Regions from separate parts of the Homo sapiens genome. Here region 2 is linked to region 1. The links are chromatin loops, found by intact Hi-C in ENCODE. Cell type or tissue: GM12878. All regions are shown on one strand. Links, peaks and the distances in the headings refer to the core of each region. The heading gives the core; the rest is flanking DNA.

Region 1 (11,310 bases), core at 2,195-10,194:
TACCCGTGCAACAAACCTGCACATGTACTCCCTGAATCTAAAATAAAAGTTGAAATTATGTTTTTTAAAAATAAAAAAATTAGTTGCATATTAAACATTTAAAAATTTTAAAACAAAAAGAGGAAGGTTTGGATTTGAATATTTGTCCAATCCTTCCCACTCTCTCCTCTCCTTCCAGGACTCCAGTTACTTGTATATTAGGATGCTTAAGTTGTTCCACAGCTCATTGATGACCTTTTTATTGAAATCTTTTTTTCTCTCTGTGTTTCATTTTGGATCATTTCTATTGCTGTATTCAAATTCACTGAATCTTTTCTTCTGTAATGTCTATGCCATTAATCTCATCCAATGTGTTTTTCTTCCCAGATATTGTAGTGAATATCTCTAGATTTTTTACTTAGGTCTTTTAAATATATTTTGTCTCTATTTAGCCTTTTGAACATTTGTAATTCAGTTATAATAACTTTTAATGCCCTTGTCTGCTAATTCTAACATCTGTGCCAGTTCTAGGTCAGTTTCAATAGATTGATCTTTCTCCTTATTATGGGACATATTTTCTTGCTTCTTTGCATAATGTTAATTTTTGGTTGGATGCTGACATTGTGAATTTTAACTTGCAACACAATGGACATTTTTGTATTCCCTTGAATATTCATGAGCCTTATTCTGGGGCATGGTTAAATTACTTGGAAATAGTTTGGTCCTTTTAGGTCTAGTTTTTTAAATTGTTAGGTACAGCTAGATCAGTGCTCAGTCTAGAGCTGATTATTCCCCACCACGAATGCAAGACCTTTCTAAATCTTCTAATCAATGCCTGTGAATCCTGAAGTTTCCTATTCTGGCTGGTGGAAAGAGATACTATTCTTGGCCCTGTGGGAGCAGCATACACTATTCTCTCTAATCCTGTCCCGTAGTTCTTTCCCAGGCTTCAGGTAGTCCCCCCAACTCCAACCCCCCATCCCATGCACTCATCAGTACACAGATGAATACTTGAGGGAACCCTCTTCACTTATACAGAGGAGCCCCTCTATGTGCTTCTCACCTCTCTAGCGCTGTGTCATGAGGCTCTAGCATTGTGGTCTCCCCAGACTGTCAGCTCCGTCTCCTCAACTCAGCAATCTCCCAGGCTCTGCCTGGAGTCCCCCTCACTGCATCATAGCCTAGAAACCCTCTCAATGCATTAAGCTGAGTCACAGGACTCACCTTGTTTTCTATCTCTTCACTGTTGCCTGACATTAGCATCTAGAAAAATCATTGTTTCACATATTTTGCCTTTTTTATGTTTGTTTCAGAGAGTAAACCCTATCTCTGTTAGTCTATCTTATTTAGAAGTGAAAGTTTTTCTCATTCTTTTAAAATTTCATTTTAATTTTTATTTTGCATGTAAAATAAATAGTACATGTATGGTAGTACCTGTAAAAAAAGTTATTAAGAATTAAATCTACATAGGCTGGGGGCATCCAGTTCTGGAAGATGGAGTAAGCAGCTAGGAACCTAAACAGAATGCTTAGAGAAGCCATCCAAAGGCTCTGAAAAGTAAATGATAACAGACATACAAGGGAAAGAAACCAAAATTTGAAGTACTAATGAGTTGGTGGCGATTTTTATTTTTTTCTCTTCCATGTCTCCCAGCCTGGACTCAAACAAAGACCAAGAACTGTGGGCCCTGAGAAAAGCTTTTCTTTCTGGTCTGAAGAGCAGGAAGAGGGCCCCTGCGGGATACAGAGATTTGGAGGGAATCTCCTCCCTCATTTTAACTTTCTCTCCCATCTCAGCCCCAGGTGAGCCCCAGATACAAAATCACAATCGTGTGATGGCAGTGGCTGCCAACAGACACATAAAACCCAGAGAGAGAGGAATGCTTCTCTCTAATCATTGGAACTGTGATCCTAAAAATGTAGAGCAAATCCCAGGTGCTTTTTTCTCTATTTATCCTCCTGCTGCTTTTCCCCGGAGGTAGACTTAGTTGTAGGAAACAAATTGGAGAGCAAAGAGACTAAAGCCCTAGATTTCCATCAGAAGACCAGGAAGGGAGATGTGTTTAATATATATTTAAGATAACTGAAATAATACCAGGTTTACCGAATAATACCAAATGGAATTAAAGTAGCGCTCAACAACAGAAAGACATCTGAAAAATCCCCCAAAACTTAGACATCTAAATAATGCTTATAAATAACCTATAGATCAAAGAGGAAATATCAAGGGAAATTATAAAGTATTTTGAACTAAATGAAAATGATGTAACTAAAGCAATGCTTAGAGGGAAAGTTTTAGCACTAAATGCTTAAATGAGAAAATAAGAATAGAAAGAAAACTATAGACTGATAATCTGTCATGGTATAGATGCAAAAATTCTTTTAAAAATGTAGCAAATCTGGCCAGACACAGTGGCTCATACCTGTAATCCTAGCACTTTGGGAGGCCAAGGTGGGTGGATCACTTGAGCTCAGGAGTTCAAGAGCAGCCTGGGGAACACGGTGAAACACCGTCTGTACAAAAAATTATCCGGGCCTGGTGGTGCACACCTGTAGTCCTAGCTACCCAGAAGGCTGAGGTGGGAGGATCACCTAAGCCCGGAAGTTCAAGGCTGCAATGAGCCATGATCACGCCACTGCACTCTAGCCTAGATGAATAGAGTAAGACACTGAAAAAAAAAAAAGAAAAAGAAAGAAAGAAAAATTAGCAAGTCAAATACAGCAATATATAAAAACAATAATAAAAACCAAGTGGAATTAATTTTTGGAAGACAAGGCTGGTTCAACATTTTAAAATCAGTCACTGTAATCCACCATATTAATGTCTGAAGAAAAAAATGTTTGTACAAAAAGGTACAGAAAAAGCATTTGACAAATTTCAACATACATTCATGACAATAGTTTTTTTGGTATAATTATGTCTCATGGAATGTTTTGGACATAATTATGCTAAAAATTATTCCTTGTTTATCTGAAATTCAAATTTAGCTGGATAGCATGTATATTGTCTGGGAACCATATAAGATCCAAAATGATTTTATAGACTTGATGAATAAGAATCAAAATATTAGCAGGATTTTTTAAAACATAAGCAAGCTGATTCTAAAATGTATATGAAAAGGCAAAGGACATAGAATAAACAAAACAATTTGAAAAAGAAGAATAGAGTTAGCTCACCCTAACCATTTTAAAACTTAGTCTAAAGCGAAGTATAATAATTTTAAGACCCTGTGGTATTGATGAAACTATACACACAATGATCAATGGAACAAAATAGGCAATCCAGGAATAGATCCACAAAAATATGATCAATTGATTTTTGAAGATAGATTTTTTTATTGAGATAAAATTGACATAAAATACATCATTTTAACCATTTTAAAGTACAAAATTGACAATTTTTGAAAAAGGTATTAAGGCAATTCAATGGATAAAGGATAATCTTTTCAACAAATGGAACAACTGAACATCCATATGCAAAAAAATGAACCTTAAGCTATATATCAGAGTATAATCTATAGAAAAATTAACCTCAAATGGATCATAGATCTAAATGCAAAACTAGAAACTAACATGTTTATTTTAAAACATATGTTTTTGATAATGTTTAGCTATGACATCAAAATCCAATTCATAAAAGCAAAAAAAGATAAATTAGACTTAATCAAAATTAATTTTTTTTTGGCTAAAAACATTGTTAAGTATTTAAGAATTAAAAGAACAAGCTGTAAACTGGGATCAAATATTAGCAAATTGTATATCCAACACAGGATTTGTATCCAGAATATGTAAATAACTTTCAAAACAATAATAAGAAAACAACAATACAATTTTAAAAATAGGCAAAATATGCGAATGAACATTTCAACAAAGAAGTTACGCAGATGGCAGATAAAGATATGAAAAGTTGCTCAAAATCATTAGCCATTAGGGAAATGAAAATTCAGACCACAATAAGGTACTACTCCACACCTATTCGAATGACTATAATTCAAACACCGCCCTCACCACCAACACCAAACGAGAACACCAAGTACTAGTGAGGAAGCAGAGCAGCTGCAAGAAATTCTCCCACATTGCTGGTGGAAATGCAAAATGCAGACACTCTGAAATCTGTGTGGCAGATTCTTATAAAGTTTAACATGTACTTACAATATAACCCTGCCATCCCACTCCTAGATGTTTGCCCTAGAGAAATGAAAACTTGATGCTTACAGAAAAACTTGTACATGAATGTCTATAGCAGCTTTATTCATAATCAACCAAAACTGGAAATGCATTAAATGCCCCTCAATGACTGAATGGCGAAGTAAATTGTAATGCATTCATTCAATGAATCATACTCAGCAACAAAAAGGAACAAAGTATTGATATGATCAATGACATGGATGAAGCTCAAAGACATTTTGCTAAGTTTAGTCTCAAAGGTTTCTGAAAGAAACAAGTCTCAAAGGTTACCTATGGTACAATTCCATTTATAAGATATTCTGGAAAAGGTAATACTACAGAGATGATGAACTAATCAGTGGTTGCCAGAGGTTAGGTGCTGGAGACAGAGTTTCACTACAAACTGGTAACATGAGAGAATTTGGGGAGGAGGTAATGGAACTGTTCTGTATTGATTGGTGCTTGCACAGATCTATATATATTAAAGCTCAGAGAACTGTACACACACAAAAATTAATTTTACTCTTTGTAAATAAAAGAAAAAGATGATGCAAAAGATGTTTGGTCTTTGGATGCCTTTGGTAACAAAAAGAGAAAAACAAAGTTTGGAACTGGGACAGGCTCCTTATTTTACAATTGGAGAAACTTCAGCCAAAGAATGAAAGTAACTTAATCAAGGTCAAAAGAATTAACAAGCAAATACAGGAGTAGATTTTCTTTCTGGAAATATTTCTCATCCCTGTCCCTGACCCAGGCCCATTCTGGCAAGTTTAACTTAGCGTCTATTTTTCTTTAGGGAATATTCTAAGTTCAGAGTTTCTGTGGAAGACAGAACAGAATCATGTGCAAATTAAAACAAAAGAAATATAAATGCTATATATATAAATATGCTCACATGCATATAAAAGCGATATGGTTTGGCTGTGTCCCCACCGAATCTCATTTTAGATTCCCATGTGTTGTAGGAGGGACCCAGTGGGAGGTAATTGAATCATGGGGGCAGGTCTTTCCCATGCTGTTCTCATGATAGTGAATAAGTCTCACAAGATATGATGGTTATAAAAAGGGGAGTTTCAGTCAGGCGCGGTGGCTCATGCCTGTAATCCCAGCACTTTGGGAGGCCAAAGCGGGTGGATCACTTGAGGTCAGGAGTTTGGGACCAGGCTGATCAACATAGAGAAACCCTGTTTCTACTAAAAAATACAAAATTAGCCAGGCATGGTGGCGCATGCCTGTAATCCCAGCTAGTTGGGAGGCTGGGGCAGGAGAATCGCTTGAACCCAGGAGGCAGAGGTTGCGGTGAGCCGAGATTGTGCCATTGCACTCTAGCCTGGGCAATAAGAGCAAAACTCTGTCTCAAAAAAAAAAAAAAAGAAGAAGAAGAAGGGTGGGGGCAGTTTCATTGCACAAATGCTCCTCTCTTTGCCTGCCGCCCATCCATGTAAGATACAACTTGCTCCTCCTTGCCTTTGCCATGATGGTAGGGCTTCCCCAGCCACATGAAACTGTAAGTCCAATTAAACCTCTTTCTTTTGTAAATTTCCCAGTCCCGGGTATGTCTTTATCAGCAGTGTGAAAACGGACTAATACAAAAAGATACATGTGTATCTCCTGTTTTGCAGATTGTGAAGTTGGCACGAGCCCAGCTCATAATGGATAGACCTATGGCTGACTATGAGAAAAGGTGTCTGAAGGATGGCCCAGATAGCAAAACAAATAAGCCAGTAAGCAAACAAATGGGGGAGCCCTGGAGTTGGACCGCCTGTCTATAAATCCAGGCTCTGCTACCTACTCGATGTGGGATGATCCTGTGGACATTGCTTAGTTTTTTACCACCTTACTGGGTTCATTTATAAAAGGTATCCTAATGTAAAGTACTACAGGAGATTAAAACAAAAAACTCACCAGCAACTATAGTAGTATGCCAGTACTTTCTCATCATGGATTACATAAGATGATAGTATGTGACAAAAATGTGCATCTTAGAATTGGAGAAATATGGTAATATATATTTCGTTTGGCTTTTCTGATGATTAAAGAGTTGTTAAGGCCAGGTGCAGTGGCTTGCATCTGTGATCCTGGCACCTCAGGAGGCCGAGGTGGGAAGATAGCTTGAGCCTAGGAGTTCAAGACCAGCCTGGGAAACATAATGAAAGCCTGTCTCTATCAAAAATATATATATATTATTATTTTTTAATTAACCAGGCATGGTGGTGTTGGTTCCACGTACTCAGGAGGCTGAAGTGGGAGGATCACTTAAACATGGGAGGTCGAGGCTACAGTGAGCTGTGATTGCACCACTGCCCTCCAGTCTGGGTGACAGAATGAGATTCTGTTTCAAAAAAAAAAAATTGTTAAGGCCGGGTGTGGTGACTCATGCCTGTAATCCCAGCACTCTGGGAGACCAAGGCAGGTGGATCACCTGAGGTCAGGAGTTTGAGACCAGCCTGGCCAACATGGCAAAACCCCGTCTCTACTAAAAAAAACAAAAATTAGCTGGGCGTGGCGGCTCACACCTGTAATCCCAGCACTTTGGGAGGCCGAGGCGGGTGGATCACCTGAGGTCAGGAGTTTGAGACTAGCCTGGCCAACATGGTGAAACCCCATCTCTACTAAAAATACAAAAATTTGCTGGGTGTAGTGGCATACACCTGTAATCCCAGCTACTTGGCAGGCTAAGACAGGAGAATCACTTGAACCTGGGAGGAGGAGGTTTCAGTGAGCTGAGACCTCACCACTGCACTCCAGCCTGGGCAAAAAGAGGGAAACTTTGTCTCAAAAAAAAAGTTAAATATTGATTTCTGGCACATAGTTCTCAACCAATAGTTGTTAGCTTTTATCACCGTTGTTACTACTACTACCATTTTAAGAAATGAATAACAAAACTTGTAATAAGTTGTAAAATGCTCCTCACACTCTGCCCTCCTACTGCATATCTTACCCACTTTGCTGTTGAATTTTCAAGCCCTGGTTCCTGCAAACATGAATGTATGGATGTCACCAGAAAAAAAACAAGAGAAACATTGACCACTTCTCAGTTCTTGTTAGAGGAAAACCACAATGACACATTAAATGTTGTGGCAGCAGGGTCAGTTCTGGCATGCACATGATGGTTCTCACAGGATGACTGAATTGGGGCAGGAACTGAGCGATGTTTACCTGGGTCGCTGTGCAGCGCACCAGCTGGAGCAGCAGCCTTTGCCTGGCGGGGTGTGGGGGCTTCCTTGGAGACTCAGATTCCAGGGAATTATAAAACACACTCACCGGCTCATTTCACACATAAAGTGGACAAGGTTGGTCATAGGAGGGAAGCCTTGTCTGGGGATCTGGATCAATCCTTCACTGAAGGACAGGGGATGAGGGCCATGTCCAGGGTGATAAGAACATGGACCTACGCTGCGGCTCTGGGTCTGCCACTTGCCAGCCCTGGCACTTCAGGCATGTGGCTCAAGGTCATTTCAGTCTCACTTTCTTCTCTGTGGAAACAGAGAAAAATAACTACTCCTTTACCGCACTGAGAGATACATACCTTAGGGTTCCAGTGGGTCAAATGGCTGGAAAACCATGGCTGCAAAGGGAAAGGCACTTAACCACATTGTTTCCCTATATTTCATTTATATCATCATTCAAGTTCTTTGACTCTTTCCATGCAGTTCTACATCTCGCTGTCAGAAGGAACAGTGTATAGGGGGATACCCAGATCTGGTCCTGGAGCCAAACTTAGTGGGACGCTGGGTGCAGGGCAAATCCCTTTGTGTGCCCTGACTCTTCACACCAAAACCCCATTATCCAGGAACCACCGTGGGGGAAAGGGGAAGCTGTAGGTCCTAGAGCTAAAAGAATTAAGAATGAAATGTTCCATAGGGACGGTGTATATAACAGAAACTATTATTTTCTGAGATGCAGTTGTGCCAGCTACTGTACTTACTGGTAATTAGTGGTTACAACCCCCTATTGCATTTGAATAAATGCAGGCTCATCGAGAGGCAGGTGATTTTCCTAAGATCCTAGAGCTTCCCAGATGGATTCCTCCTGCACACTACACTGTGCTGTAGGGACGGGCACCCCATAAGAGCCATCCGGATTGCACAGGTGACAGTGCTGGGGAGTCTTCATGAGAACCACTGGGCAGCTAAGCACTAGCTAAGAATTCTTTCTTCCTTTCTCTTTTATTTAACAAATGTTTATTGGAGCCTAGGAAGACCTCCACTCCCTAAAAATACTCCATGGAATCTGAAGCACAGTCCCTGATTCAGGAAGTTTGCACAGTAGTGGGAAAGGCCATGAGTGAACCTGGGTTTCATGGGACCTGAAGCTTAAGCAATTTGGAGAGCCCTCTTTTGGAAAAAGAACACCAAATTAGAAAGTGGGGCTTGGAGGGAGCACAGCAAATGAAGGGCCCTAAAGCTTAAGCCTTATGAGCACCACTGTAATTCTGCTTTTTGGGAAACAAGCAAGTAGAACAGTGATGACAATAAAATGTAGTGTGGGCTGATGAGAGATCAGGAGAGTCACTTAGAAGAAATGCCTTCTAAGGTGAGGCCCACAGAATGGGCCAGGGAGTCCTGGGAGAGGGAATAATAGGGACAGGATGCAGGCAAGGAAGAGGAGCTGGCATGGTTTTCAGGGAGTGAGGACAGCATCGTTTTCTCCTTCCTTTCCTAGATCAGGAAGCACCTGGGATGGTCCCAAAGTGCAGAGCCTTGAGCTGCCACACCCTAGAGGTTAACAGGACCCTTTCATCCGCAGGGCTGTCATCTTTTCTCCAAGCTCCCTGAGACATCTCAGGCCCTAGGAGAAGGCTTCCATACTTGGTTCTCACGCTCCAGGAAGAACACCAACCTGCTTTGAGGTCCCTGGCCTTCTTTCCTGGTTAGCTTACATTTGCATTTGCAAGAACAAAATGAGCCAGAAAAGCTTCCTTTGTCAGAAGTTAACCCTGAGGTCTAACAGGCTCAGAGAAAGGGAAGACAGGGGAGAGGCAGAGGGAGAGAGATATAGGGAAAAGACTAACCGTCAATAGGAAATCCTTCAGTGAGGCAAAAGCTTGAGCGACATCTACCCTAACCCAAAGGTGGGGTAAAGTTTGTGCCCCTCTGAAAGCATTCAGCAAGGTGTCCAAGGGGCTGTTAAGGCCCCTTAGGGGGCAGTGTGGGCTTTGTTTCCCCGTGTGCAGAACAGTGCCTTGCCTGTTGAATTCTGATGCCAATGCACTCACCTCTTCACCTCCCCAGCCCCCAGGCCAGGTCAGCAGCTAAGAGCGGATGGAAGGTCCTGATGTCTGAGCCTGGGTCTCTGTGCAGCGCACCAGCTGGAGCAGTGGCCTTTGCCTGGCGGGGTGGGGGGGCTTCCTTGGAGACTCAGACTCCAGGGAATTATAAAACATACTCACCAGCTCATTTCACATATAAAGTGGACAAGGTTGGTCATAGGAGGGAAGCCTTGTCTGGGGATCTGGAGAACCAGGCTCTCCTCTTGGATCTGATGCACTTGAGTCCTTTACTTTCTCTGAGTTCTAGTAGCCCCGTCTTTAAAATGGGAATAATACTTGCCCTGCACTGTGGTTGAGAAGAGGGGAAAAAGGAGGGATGGATATAAAAGCTCCCTAAAAAGTTCAAAGTACAGACCATCATTACATCTGAAGCCTGTGCCAGGTGACTCGCTCATCAGCCTTCACTGCATTGCAGCAACTCTAAGGTCACCTGCACGGAGGACACTGACCACGTTTCATTTGTGGGTTGGGAATGGACCTCCTCCCACTCCCAGGAAAGAGTCGGGGATGACTCCCACCATGCCACAACTCACACCAGAGATGAGGGCAACTTGGCATTTTAATGGGCAGAAGGAGAGAAGCTGGAAGAGAATGTCCTCTCTAGACACACCTAGCCCAGTGCATGGCCTCCTCTTCATCACACCTCATCGTCCTTATCTTGGCCCACACCTGCACCTGTGTCTCTTTCACTTGCACCACAGAGTCCTCATAGCCTTTTTTATACGGAATAAGATGGGGAAAGGGAGAGGAAAATGGAGAGGGGTTCAATTCTGCACTGAGGGTTAACCCAAACAGATCATCCTTATCTCCAGCAAAGGATGAAAGGACCCAGTGGGAGACGTTGCTCACTGCTCACCAAAAAGCCAGGCTCTCCTCTTCTTCCTGGGCACACTACAGGGCTGTGCTTCCCAGCCTCCCTGGCAATTATATGTGACCATGTGACTAAGTCCTAGCCAATGGGATGCGAGTGACCTGGCCCATAACACCCTCCCAGACTTGCTCCCCAGTAATCTGTTCTCTATCTGGATGGCTCCACTGGTGACAACCTTCAGGGTGACTGTGGAAGCCTGAGGACAGGGCCACCCTTTTGATTTGTTGACCTACCCAATACTGCTACATGAGCATGAAGTAAATGACTACTGTGTTTGAGCTTTTATGCATTTGGGGATCTACGTGTTAGAGCAGTCAGCCTACCCTAATTCATACAGATCATGATAGCCCGTGGGTTTTGCCACTTCCAGGAAGCCCATGTGACCTCTGCCTTCTTTCTACCGTCTTTATCTCGATCAAATGCTACCTTATAGTGCTATTTAATCATTTCATGGGAATAGTAACTAAAATTTAAACAAGGGGCTCTCATCTTTCTTTTCAATTTTATGCCATGCCTAGCAAAGTGCTGTCCCCAAAGAGATGTTTAAAAATCATTGGATTAAATCTTTAGGTTCACCCCTCTGTGTATTTAGTAGGAAGTTACTCCAGCAGGAATGTCCATTCTTTTTCTCTACCTCTGAACTTCTAGCATCTTGTCTATGCCCATTGTCCACCTCTCTTCTTCCACAGGGACTTTCCTTACCACTTTAGGCCTCAGTGATCTATCTTTCCTTCCCTCAAAGTCACAGCACCTTGTGGTCACTCACCTGATGATTCATCAAGATAACTTTTACATTATTGTCTTAACAGTGTAACTATAACATAACATATATAACATATATGTAAATATAACATAACTTACATATAATTTACATATTACATAACACTAGCTGTGTTATATGTAAATATAACATAACTAATTCTGCAGTGTAACTATAACATAATGATGCATTTAAAAGATGGGCAGAGGAAGAGGAGAAAAGAAACTGACAAGGAGACGTCAAGCAAGTAGGAAGAAAACTT
Region 2 (11,310 bases), core at 2,253-10,252, 820 kb after region 1:
TTTACGTTGTTTTCAATGAGCATTCTGTTATTATCTTGACCTTTTTTTCCCTGGTTGCCCAGTTGATTTTCTCTTTATCAGGAGTGTTAAGTAATGTTATGATAATGCACCTTGGTTAGTTTTGTGTTTGTTGTACTTGGGTTCATTGGGTTTCGGTGGATTTATAGTTTTTATCAAATTTGGAAACTTTTTAGTTATAATGTCTTTTATTTTTTATGTTCCTCCCTCTCTCCTCTCCTTTGGGATACCAAAAGCATGTATAATTGATCACTTGAAGTTGTCTCAAGTTCACTGGTGCTCTGTTCATTTTTTCTGTTTCTTTCTTTTTTAAGAGACAGGGTCTCACCACGTTGCCCAGGCTGGAATGTAGTGGTTATTCACAGGTGCGGTCCCACTACTCATCAGTATAGGAGTTTTGACCTTCCCCATTTCCAACCTGGGCCACCTCACCCCTTCTTAGGCAAACTAATGGTCCCCCATCTTCTGGGAGGTTACCGTATCAATGCCATTCTTAGTGCAGACACCGAGTCGGCATAATACAGCCCAGAACTGCTGGGCTCAAGTGATCCTCCTACCTCAGCCTCCCTAGTAGCTAGGACTACAGGTACTATGCCCGGCTCTCTGTTTCATTTTAAATTGTTGCTATTACTGTGCCTCAGAAGTTCATTAATCTTTTCTGGTTCAATTTATAACTTGCCAATATTTCCATCTAGTTTTTTTTTTTGTTTCAGACATTATAGTTTTTACTTCTATCAGTTCAACTTAGGTCTTCCATTTCTCTACTTATTATGCTCAATCTTTCCTCTAGCCTTTTGAATATGTAGGATATAGTTACAATAATTGTTTTAACCTTTGTCTTCTAATCTTATTATCTCTGTCATTTCTTGGTTGGTTTCAATTGACTGACCTTTCTCCTCATTTGGGTTGTGTTTTTGTTTCTTTACATGCCTTGGAATTTTGGTTGGATGCCAGACATTGTGAATTTTATCTTGTTGAGTGCTGAATATTTTTATATTTCTATAAGTATTCTTAAGCTTTTTTTTCTTCTTTTTTTGAATACCATTATTTGGAAACCCTGATTCTTCTAGATCTTGCTTTTATACACAAGAGCAGCATTTACTCTAGGGTTCATTTTCCCCATTAGCAAGGAAAGACCCTTCTCAGTCTACCCAATACTTTGCATGTTTTGAGGACTTCCAGGCTGGTATTGGAAATGAGCACTTTGCTCACCTCTGTGTGATCTTGGGCCATGGTTCCCTCTTGTCCTTTCAGGTGCCCCAGGTAGTAGTTTCTCACGTGCATGCACTGAGCAGTACTCAACAGAACACTTGAGGATGACCCTCTGTTAATATTTAGAGTTCTTTCTGTATAGCTGTCTCCTTTTCCTTTCTCCATTCTGCAAAGACTAGCCATCTTAGCTTCCCCAGATTCCTAGCTCCACCTGCTTCACTCAGGCAGACTTTTGGGCAGTTCCTGAGTTCCCCCTTCCTAATCCACAGCCTGAAATTTCTCTCCAGACAGTAAAGTATGGAAACTGTAGGACTCATCTTGCTTTTTTTGTCTTTTAGGGATTACTGTCCTTTGTTGCCTCATACCCAAAGTCTTGAGAGCCATTGTTTCATACACTTTGTCTGGTTTTTTGTGTGTGTGTTGTTGTTGTTGTTGTTTCAGGTAAGAGGATCAATCAATTCAGTCCCTGTTATTTCATATTGAGCAGAAGTGGAAGTCAGGACTGTTGATGTCATTTTAACATCTGTGACAATGGTAGCCATACCAGAGTGAAAAATATAGAGGAGAAATAAAACAAGATTTTATTTGCTCCTTAATCAGATGATAAAATTGATTTGTAAGGGTATAAAGAGCCAGGAGCAAAATACATGTAAATATTAATACCTTAAAAAGTCAAAGAAATAGAAATTTTAACTGAAAGAGTAGCAGAGTTTGTTGTAATATTGGTGAGGTAATAGACAGTTATCAAAAATTAGGCAATGTGTAACCTGATACTGAATATAGAAGAATGGGCTTACAGTGCCCATTTGGAGGTCAGAGACCTGAGCCTGCTGCAGTGTCATGGGCAAGACTCAAGCTTTGTGCCCTGGCCAGGATCTTCTCTGGTTAATAAATTCAGAACATATTTGTCAAAAGCCCCAAGTCACTCAAGTTGAGTTGAAACAGTTGTTTTCTTATTGAATAAGTCCCTTTCTAATCCTAAGAGATTTACATTTAAGTATAGGAATGATTAAATAAATCTATCTAAAAGTAACATGTTAAATTTTAAGAATACATATAAATTTAATATTTGAACCCATATCATGTTTAAGAGAATTTTCAAATTACAGTATCAAACAAATTAGACTTATGATTCTAATCTAGGATTCCTATTACTTTTAGTCTTATAATTTTAAATTAAAAATTACAATAGGCTTTAAGTTTACAAAGAATACTGAAAGTTGGCCAAGTGCAGTGTCTCAAACCTTTAATCCCAGCACTTTGGGAGTCCGAGGCAAGAGGATTGCTTGAGCCCAGCAGTTCAAGACCAGCTTGGCAACATCACAAAACCACGTCTCTAAAAAAACATTTTTTAAAAAAATTAGCTGAGCATGGTCCCGGCTACTCAGGAGGCTGAGGTGGGAAGACCACTTGAGCCCAGGAGGTTGAAGCTACAATGAACTGTGATCGCACCACTATACTCCAGCCTGGGTGGCAGGGCAAGACCCTTTTTCAAAACGAAAGAAGAAGAACAACAAAAGAATACTGAAAGTTACTATATATGTATATGTGTATATATATATATATATACACACACACACACACACATATACACACACATATATATACACACATACATATATACACAAATATGTTTCATATATTTTTGAAAATTATGAAGTAGTTTAGAAGATAATGTTGATTAATTACATAGTTGGAACCCTTTAAAAAAATAAAAACAGAATACATGGAATTTCAAAGGCAGTTTGGACATTTTAGGGGCCCCTTTAACACGATTCTAAATATTTGCTAGATCAAAAAATAGAGTGAAATCTGCAGGTTAAACTTAAAAGCTTAAGCCAGATGCAGTGGTGTGCACCTGTAGTCCAGCTCCCTGCCCCTCTAGCTACTTGGGAGGCTGAGGTGGGAGGATTGCCTGAGCACAGGAGTTGGAGGCCAGCATGGGCAACATAGTGAAACCCCCATCTCTAAAAATATATATTAATAAATAATTTTTAAAGGATGTGTAATTTTTGAAAAGCTTAAGGGAAAATCAGTTTTCAATTTAAAACATTCACATAAAATTTAAAATAAAAGTAGAACCTGAATAGTCTTTTATATGTCAGTGCTCCCCTGCTTTCCTCAGAATACCAAAAACTGCTTATTGACAGAAAGAGTCCCAGGCCTCTAAGCACAATGTGGAAACGATTGCTCTAAGCTGTGGTCAGTCACCGAAAGGTAACTCTGAACCAGGCACTGTCGTTTACAGATTTGCTGACTGAATTGTCACAATAGCTATCTGCTGCAGGGATTATTTTTAGTCCTAGTTTTACCAGTGAAGCAACTAAGGCTCCCAGCCAGGACATGGCAGAGCTGGAGTTTACGAAGTCCATGCTCTTAGTCACTATGACACGTGCAGTGTAATCCCTCTGCATTTCGTTTTTTTCACTTTGTTTTCAAAGAGTATTACAGCAACAACGTAGAGGATGGATTGATGAGAAGATAGAGCCAGGAGGCCAGGTGGGAACGGCGGCCCTGTCCATGTGATGTAAGAAGGGCATGGCCTATGACTATTGCTGGAGTTGGAGAAAGAGGACAGGCCTGAGAAGAAAGTTGGGAGAGGGCTATTTGGGAGGTGGCCATTAGACTAGCTGAGACAGAACGGTGACTCTAGGTTACTCCAGGGAGTTGGGTGGGGGCCCAGCAGAGGACAGTGGGGGCTTAGGTGGAGAGAAGGGGAAAGTTTAGGAGGGCGGTGGGGGTTGAATCTGAGTGCCTGCAGGAGCAGTCAGGGAGCAGCTAGACATGGGAGTCTGAAGGTTAGGACAAAGATAGGTTTTCAAAAACTGGAGAGGCAAAATATGTATTGGCACTCATAGCACTATGAAAAGAATGCTGTTAATCCAATTCAAGCCATAACTAGTTTTTGGCTAAAGGTAAGATTTGGTTTTGGATTTGTTTGTTAATTTTTACATATCTAAGTCTCTAAGGGCTAACATGGAATCAATGTGTGAACTAAAGCTGCCTTTTACAACCACTCCAAAGAGAAAACACCAGAAGCAACTACTGTGTATACAACTATATCCAAAAAGCAGCAAGGCCTCATTACTCAGGGGACAGAAACAGAGCATTCCCCAGACCAACTGTGGGCAATGCCTATGCTATGTGCAAGAGGAGACTGAAGAGAGACCTAGTACCTGCCTTCAAGGGGCTACCAACATCCCTTTTTTCCTGGCATTCAGGTATCTGCCATCCACAAACAGGCTAAGTAGGTCAGTCCAATCTGTACTAATGAGTTCTGAAATATCTTCCATAATTTAGGATCTGGTCTTGCCTTGAAGTTGCCAGGTTCTAGAAACTTTGTTATTTCTACTTTTGTTCACTTGGATCATCAAAGGGATAGAACACATAATCATTTTTTCCATTGTATTAGCAGGACACATCCCAGTTGCTGAGAAGTAGTAATTGAGTTTATCAAATACAATTACCTCCACTCAGCCCACCTCCTCCTCAGTTTGCCTTTCTCAATCAGGGAGAACTAACTCTACCTCTCACAAAGGACCCTTGCATATTTGAATGGCTTCCCAGGAGTCTTTGAGTGGCATATAATTACACTTAATTTAATTTTTTTGTCATTAGTCCCAGAGGCTTTGATCCAAGGTCTCTGTTATTCTGATATAAGGAAAATAAAGCTCCACCTAAAATTAAATATTTGCCTTTGCATTTGGTTTGCTGTTCATTGTACAAGTAATCTTCTGTTAGAATCTTTGGTTTCCAGCGGCCATTTCTGGGCTTGGCATCTTCTCCAGTTTCTTGTGTTTCCCCATCAGTTGTCAGGTCACCAGAAGCCTGAGCAAACTCAGGTTTTGTGAAAACTTCTAGATCAAGGTCTCAGGAGGTGACAAAGAAGGGACTCTTAGATCTCTCTTGTTTTCCATGTGAGGCCAGAAATCCTCAGACCTTGAGCATTGGGAATGGGATGCTTCTGTTGAAGATGCAAATTGATAGAGAAAAAATAAAGCTCTTGCCCATTTGGTTTCAGGCAATGTACCCAAAGTAAATCACAATCTGGCCCACCCTCCATTTGTAAACCAATGTTTATAAGTATTTACAGCGTGAGAGCATAGTGTACCTGTCCTGAAGGACCTAACGGTATTATGCAAGAAAGAAACTTGTAAAAAAAAAAGTCAGTAGTAGTAGGAGTTCAAATAGAATACAGGCTGTCAGAGATGCAAAAAAATACACAGAGGGACTTCAGAAAGAGAAACAAACTTACCAGGCCATTTCTCTTCAGCTTTTGGACAAAACCCCTCTTTCCTTGGTGGCAAAGCCAAGCATCACATTGTCCACAACTCCTCATTGTTACTTTTCTTTAGGGACTGCCTAGACTTTCCACACTTAGATTGAGGGGTTTATTATCCAGACCAACTGACTTCCTTTTCACCCTAATTCCTGGCACCATCTTGGGAGAATTGTTTACCATGTAAATGATACTGAACATCCTAGTCTTCAGGTTCTTAACATTCTCAACTCCAGTGACTCCCCTCTTTCTATACTGGGCTGCCCATCCTCCTGGTCATACCTTCTATCTCAACACCAACAAGAACTACCTCATCATTCAAGTCTTCATCTCAATTGCACACCAGATCAGAACCTCTCATCCCTCCAGCTCTCACTCAGATCCTCCCACTACAATTACTCTCTGCCCTCACACAACTTGACCTCTGAGCTCCTGACTCTACCTGGCTCTCCATATCTACCTGCACCTCCTGACTTCACTTCCGCATCCAGCCAAGACCCTACCAGGTTCCACTTCAATTGCTCTATTGTCAACCACCTCGGCACAGTCATCTTCTTGTCTTTCTATCACATCTACCCCCAGTAAACTCCGAATCCTGGAATGATCTAAATATCCTCCCTCTAGACAAGGGCTACTTTTTGAGCTGCTGGAGAAAATCTCACCACGGGGAAGAATGATGTCCCACAAAATTTATGGCATCAGCTGTACCATCAACATTCCTGGCTGCTCCTCAATGGTCTCCTCAAGGACTCTCCTAAACATGTATGTTTTTCCTCAAGTTCCCAACCCAATTTCCCTTTTCTCTCTTAGTTGTCCCTAATTCTTACTTTACAGAAACGTAAATAAAAATCTCCCAACTCCCTGCCCCTCCGTCACCACCCCCTAGAAATCTTAACTCTGTATGTCCTTCACCGTACCCCTCCTCAGAGGAAAGGACATCTGGATGTTCAGATGTATCTGTTGTCACTGACTCCTCAGGGACCTGGCTCCCTCAGGAACAAGTTCTCTTCAATGACTGTCAACCTCTGGATTCCCACTGGATTCTTCACTTCTTCCTGTAAACAAGCTCATGGCTCTTCTTTCTTTAAAAATTCTGGTCAGGCACAGTAGCCCAACGTCTGTAATGCCAGCACTTTGGGAGGCCAAGATGGGAGGATCACTTGAGCCCAGGATTTTGAGACCAGCCTGAGCAACATGATGAAACCTCATCTCTACAAAAAAATGCAAATATTAGCCAGGTGTGGTGGTGCATGCCTGTAGTCCCAGCTACTCAGGAGGCTGAGGTGGGAGGATCGCCTGAGCCCAGGAGGTTAAGGCTGCAGTGACCTATTAAATGTAACACTACACTCCAGCCTGGGTAACAGAATGAGACCCTGCCTAAAAAAAAAAAAAAAAAAAAAGTCTCCTTCAACCCGTCCCTCTTTTCGCGCTGTCACCATAGAGCACACCTTTCTTTCACAGCCAAGCTCATGGGACATGTGGTCTACAGTTTCAGCCTCCACTTTCTCACCTACATTTTCTTCCCAAGGTGAGCACCACCAATGCAGCTTCCACCCCTCTCAGCTACCAAAAGTGCCTAGTCCACATCTACATTTAGATGTCTAATGGATGGCTCAAACTCAACATGGCCAAATCTAAACTTCTGATCTTTGAACCCAAACCTTTTTCACCCATAGTCTTCACCACTTCCGTTGAGGGCAAAGCCATCCTTCTAGTTGCTCATGCTAGGAAATACAAAGTAATATTTTTCTTCTTTTTTTTTTTTTTTTTTTTTTTGCCCTCCACATCCCAATCTGTCAGGAATTCTTATGGTTCTACCTTCAAAGTATAGCCAAAATTGGACCACTTCTACATGCTCAGCACACAGAATTATTGAAATCAAATTTGGCCACCTCCCTGCCACCACCTTGACCCAAGCTGCCTGGATTCCTACAACAGCAGGTCTCCCTGTGTGACCCCACCCTCCCTACAGCCTATTATCAACACAGTAGCCACAGCATAATTTAGACCATGTCATTCCTTGACTCAAAACTCTCCATAGGCCCCCAAAAGCCAAATTCCTTCCATAGCCTACTAGGCCTTGGGAGATTTGCCTCTACTTTGCCCTTACTTCCCTGAGTTGATCTCCTGCTACTCTCCCTCACTCACTCCACCCTAGCTGGCTTCCTCGGTAGAGTTTTTAGAACATGCCAGGTGTAGCTTACCTTAAGGCCTTTTTAATGGCTATGCTGTTTCTCTAAAATGCTTTTTCCAGATGTTTACATGGTCAACCCCTCACCACTTTCAAGTATTTGCTCAAATGTAACTTCATGACCACCATATTTAAAATTAAAACCCCTGCCCAACATTCCGGATTTCCTTTGAGTATGTTCTACATTTTTTAATCTATAGCTCTTACCTATAGATATAGTATAAATGTGCATCTATCATGTTATAAGTGTACTTGTTTGTTGCATTCATTCTTTGTTAGCTATCTTCCCCCTCTAGAATGGAATTATTCACTTGGATAGCCTAAGCTCCAAGAACTGTGCCTGGCATATAGTAGATATAGATATATATATATATGGCACTCATATATGTACATACTATGCATAGTATATCTAAAATATATATAGTATGTATATAGTATATATATTATATATACGTATAGTAGGCACTCTATATATAAAGTAGGCACTCATATATACATTCTCTCTCTCTCTCTCTCTCTCTCTCTCTCTCTCTATATATATATATATATATATATATATGGAAAATAAATCGAATTGCCAAGGTCCCCAGTGACCTGCTGAACCCAAAAGAAACTTTTCAGTCCTCACCTTACTGGACATCCCTGCAATTCTGACACTGCTAACCACTGCATCTTCCTTGAACCTCTCTCCTCCTTTAATTTTCTTTCTCTGTCTCAGGCCACTCTTCCCTTGTCTCTTTTGTAGGTCTCTTTAAGTATTGAGTACCATCAGCTTTATCTTAAATCCTCCCTTGTTCTTCACATTCTTAAAAAAAAAAAAAAAAAAAAAATCACCCATACCCAAGGTATCACATTGCCACCTGAACACTGAACAACTCTAAAATAGATGCCTCCACACAGACCTCTCTCAAGTGTTAGACCTAGCTAACCAGCTGATAACCAGAGAGTTGAAAATTTAACATAGCCAAGCCAGCTCCTCATCCAGAGCTTGCTTTTTCAGTGAGCACCGTTCATCCAGTTGGCCAAGCCAGAAACCCAGGAGTGGTCCTTGGCCATTTCCTCTCTCTGACCCTCCACATCTGATTGATCACCAATCCCCTGATCACTGCCACCTCCTGATCACCTCTTATCTCAACTGCCATCACAGCCTCCTCCAGTCTCTCTGCTTCTGATCTCACCCCTGAAGGCCATCCTACAGTGTTTCAACTGCCTTGCCTCTCAGTCATCTACAGGGAAAATCTAAACTCCCCTTGGGCAGGCATGCCAGGCCCTCCCCACAGGCCTTCTAGGTCAGCGTCATCTCCAGCCACTGCCCTTCCTCCTCCAAGAGTCCTGGACCACATGCCCTCTCTCCTGAGGGTGCCTCCATACCCTTGTGGGTGCTTCTCCCTCTGATGGTCAAGTTCCTTCAGTGCCCATCTGTCTCTACATATCTCACCCTTCGAAGCTCAGATGCCACGACCTCTAAAGCCTCGTCCAACTTTTTCAAGTCACCCGAAGCATCCCACCTAGGCGCCCACCACATTTTGTACATACCTCCACCATGGCAACGACCATGTGGTCTTCTAATTTTAATAAACCTTCCCTATTGGCTTCCCATGTTGGCTGTGGTGGTCAATTATAATAAGGAAAAGGGCTCCATAAGCTGTAAAACCCCAAATAGACGTTTGTCACTGAGGGAAGCAAGAACCAATAGGGAGACATACAAAGAAACAATTATAATGATTATTATTATTATAATCGAGAAGGCAGAGAATCAAAGCTTAGCACACAGAATTATTGAAATCAAGAACACACTGCCAAATTTCCAATCGCAGGGTCAGGGAGGCATTACACCCCTGCTGATGTGCCATGACACCTATGAAGCTAACAGCTGGACATGGAGTCACCACTGCAGCAATGTTCATACCTCAGAGCCCTGCTTGCCACCAGCAAGAGCCAGCACAGCATGAAGATGGCCTCTGCTCCACGTCCTCCTCCTAGAGATCTCATTGGTGCATCTGATGGTGGTAACTTTTAAATCCAGAATACTAGGAGCAAGGGAATCTAGGAAATACCATTTTCAATTTTCTAGCCTCCCAGGTACAAGAAGACACAAGAGCTTGGAATGGATGCCAAGTGTGGGTCCACAGCAGCCCCATGCAGCACAAAGATGGAAATACCCTGTGACATACATCTTACCTTGGCAACATACCCCTAGCGGAAGACAAAAGTTTTGTGTGTTGCATGTTGTTTGTTTTAGAACAAAGAGCTGAGAGGCATTTCAGTTCCTGGGGAAAAGATAAAGATTTTCCTAATATGAATTGCTAACAAATTTCTTATGGAGGTGCGGAGAACCTTCCGTAGTGGACATTGTGCAATGCTCAACAAAACACACATTGTTTATCTTCATCATAATTTTCATAGCAGACACAGAAGGAGAATTCACATACTGGTTCTTAAAGTGACTTTTAAAAAGGCAACAGCATAATATGGACCTGGAATCAGGGACCTCACTTGTCCCCATATCTGCCATTAGATTGACTCATGGGTTGGCCATGTTAAAACTGCACTGCTTAGAGTCTGTGGGTTCCATGAAGGAGCGTGGGGGTCGGGCAGGTGAGAAAAGGGCATGCTGAGCCATCCTCTAGGCCCCTTCTACCAAAACAGCCAGAGCTGTATCTGTTTTATCTGAAGTCCACAGAAATTTTCCTTTTAAAAAAAGGGCTTCATTTCTTTTTAAAATATTTGAAAATTATTTGACCATCTCTCTTTTTTATTTATGATCCCATGACAGCATATGGAGACTATTGCTCTGGTCGGCCTGGTAGGCCAGTGTGAAACCTGGTAGGAGCCACAGAACAGTGTGAGGTTTTACATTGGCCTACAAGATCAGACTTCTGTTCAGCTGATCCAGACTGATCTAAAAGCTTATGAGTGGTTCAAGATAGCCAGTTCCATGGCTGCCTTGTCCAGACAGCAAATTCTGTGCTTTTTTTCTCCACCATTGCCCACAAAACCCAGCTCCAGTCTGGGACCATGGCACAAAACCAATCAGAATGCCAGGATACAAAAGAAGCTTGGAGATCCTGTAGCCCAGTATTTTCATTTCACAGGTGAGAAAACTGAAATCTGGAGGGAGGAGGGGACTCAGTCAGCAGCAGAGCTGGGTCCTCTCCCCCACCCCCAACTCTTCTGTAGGCTCTTATACCTATCTTCTCTTGCCAGTTCCATATTTAATCAACATCTTGCCTGCACCTAAAACTCCCTTAGAATTAAAATGCACACCTTATAATGCCAGCAGTGTTCTCCTGAGGGGTGCTGAGCACTGACAAGAGATTGGTGATTCCAAGAAAACTGCAGCAAATAAATATCTCCATCAATCATAGGAGCAGCTGTCTGAAAGGCCCGAACTGAAGGGAAGAAACGCCTCTTGCTGCCTTTTGTTCTTCCCAGAAAATTTCCTACCATCTTTGTTGTCTCCCTCGCCTCCTTCTTGAGCAGAATTTCTGGTCTCTACTCCCCAAATGAAGCCTGCCAAATGGGGCTAAGTTCTCGACCTACCCTCAAAACAGCTGAGTCTGGGCTTTGCAGGGAGAAGAACAGCAGCCCCTAGTGAAGCAAAATCCAG

What was found. Hi-C counts contacts between places; a loop is a spot of excess contacts. Peaks named below come from ENCODE experiments on the same cell type or tissue, not always from the same donor. Only the 100,000 strongest peaks of a DNase experiment are listed, where the experiment ranks them.
Region 2: it touches region 1 in a loop (4-fold over the local background); 26 of 110 quality-filtered maps call a loop at or near these places.

What each region holds. Positions count from the first base shown.
Region 1 is chr2:45,630,415-45,641,724 of GRCh38, forward strand. No RefSeq gene overlaps it. Among named protein-coding and RNA genes, the nearest start is that of PRKCE, 16 kb to the right of the region's middle. RefSeq lists a silencer at 9,982-10,158. In GM12878, for the core only: no CTCF peak of the experiment used is centred there; a DNase peak (open chromatin) is centred at 7,186.
Region 2 is chr2:46,447,894-46,459,203 of GRCh38, forward strand. It overlaps the pseudogene RN7SL817P. Among named protein-coding and RNA genes, the nearest start is that of LINC02583, 24 kb to the left of the region's middle. In GM12878, for the core only: no CTCF peak of the experiment used is centred there; no DNase peak of the experiment used is centred there; H3K27me3 peaks cover 156 bases.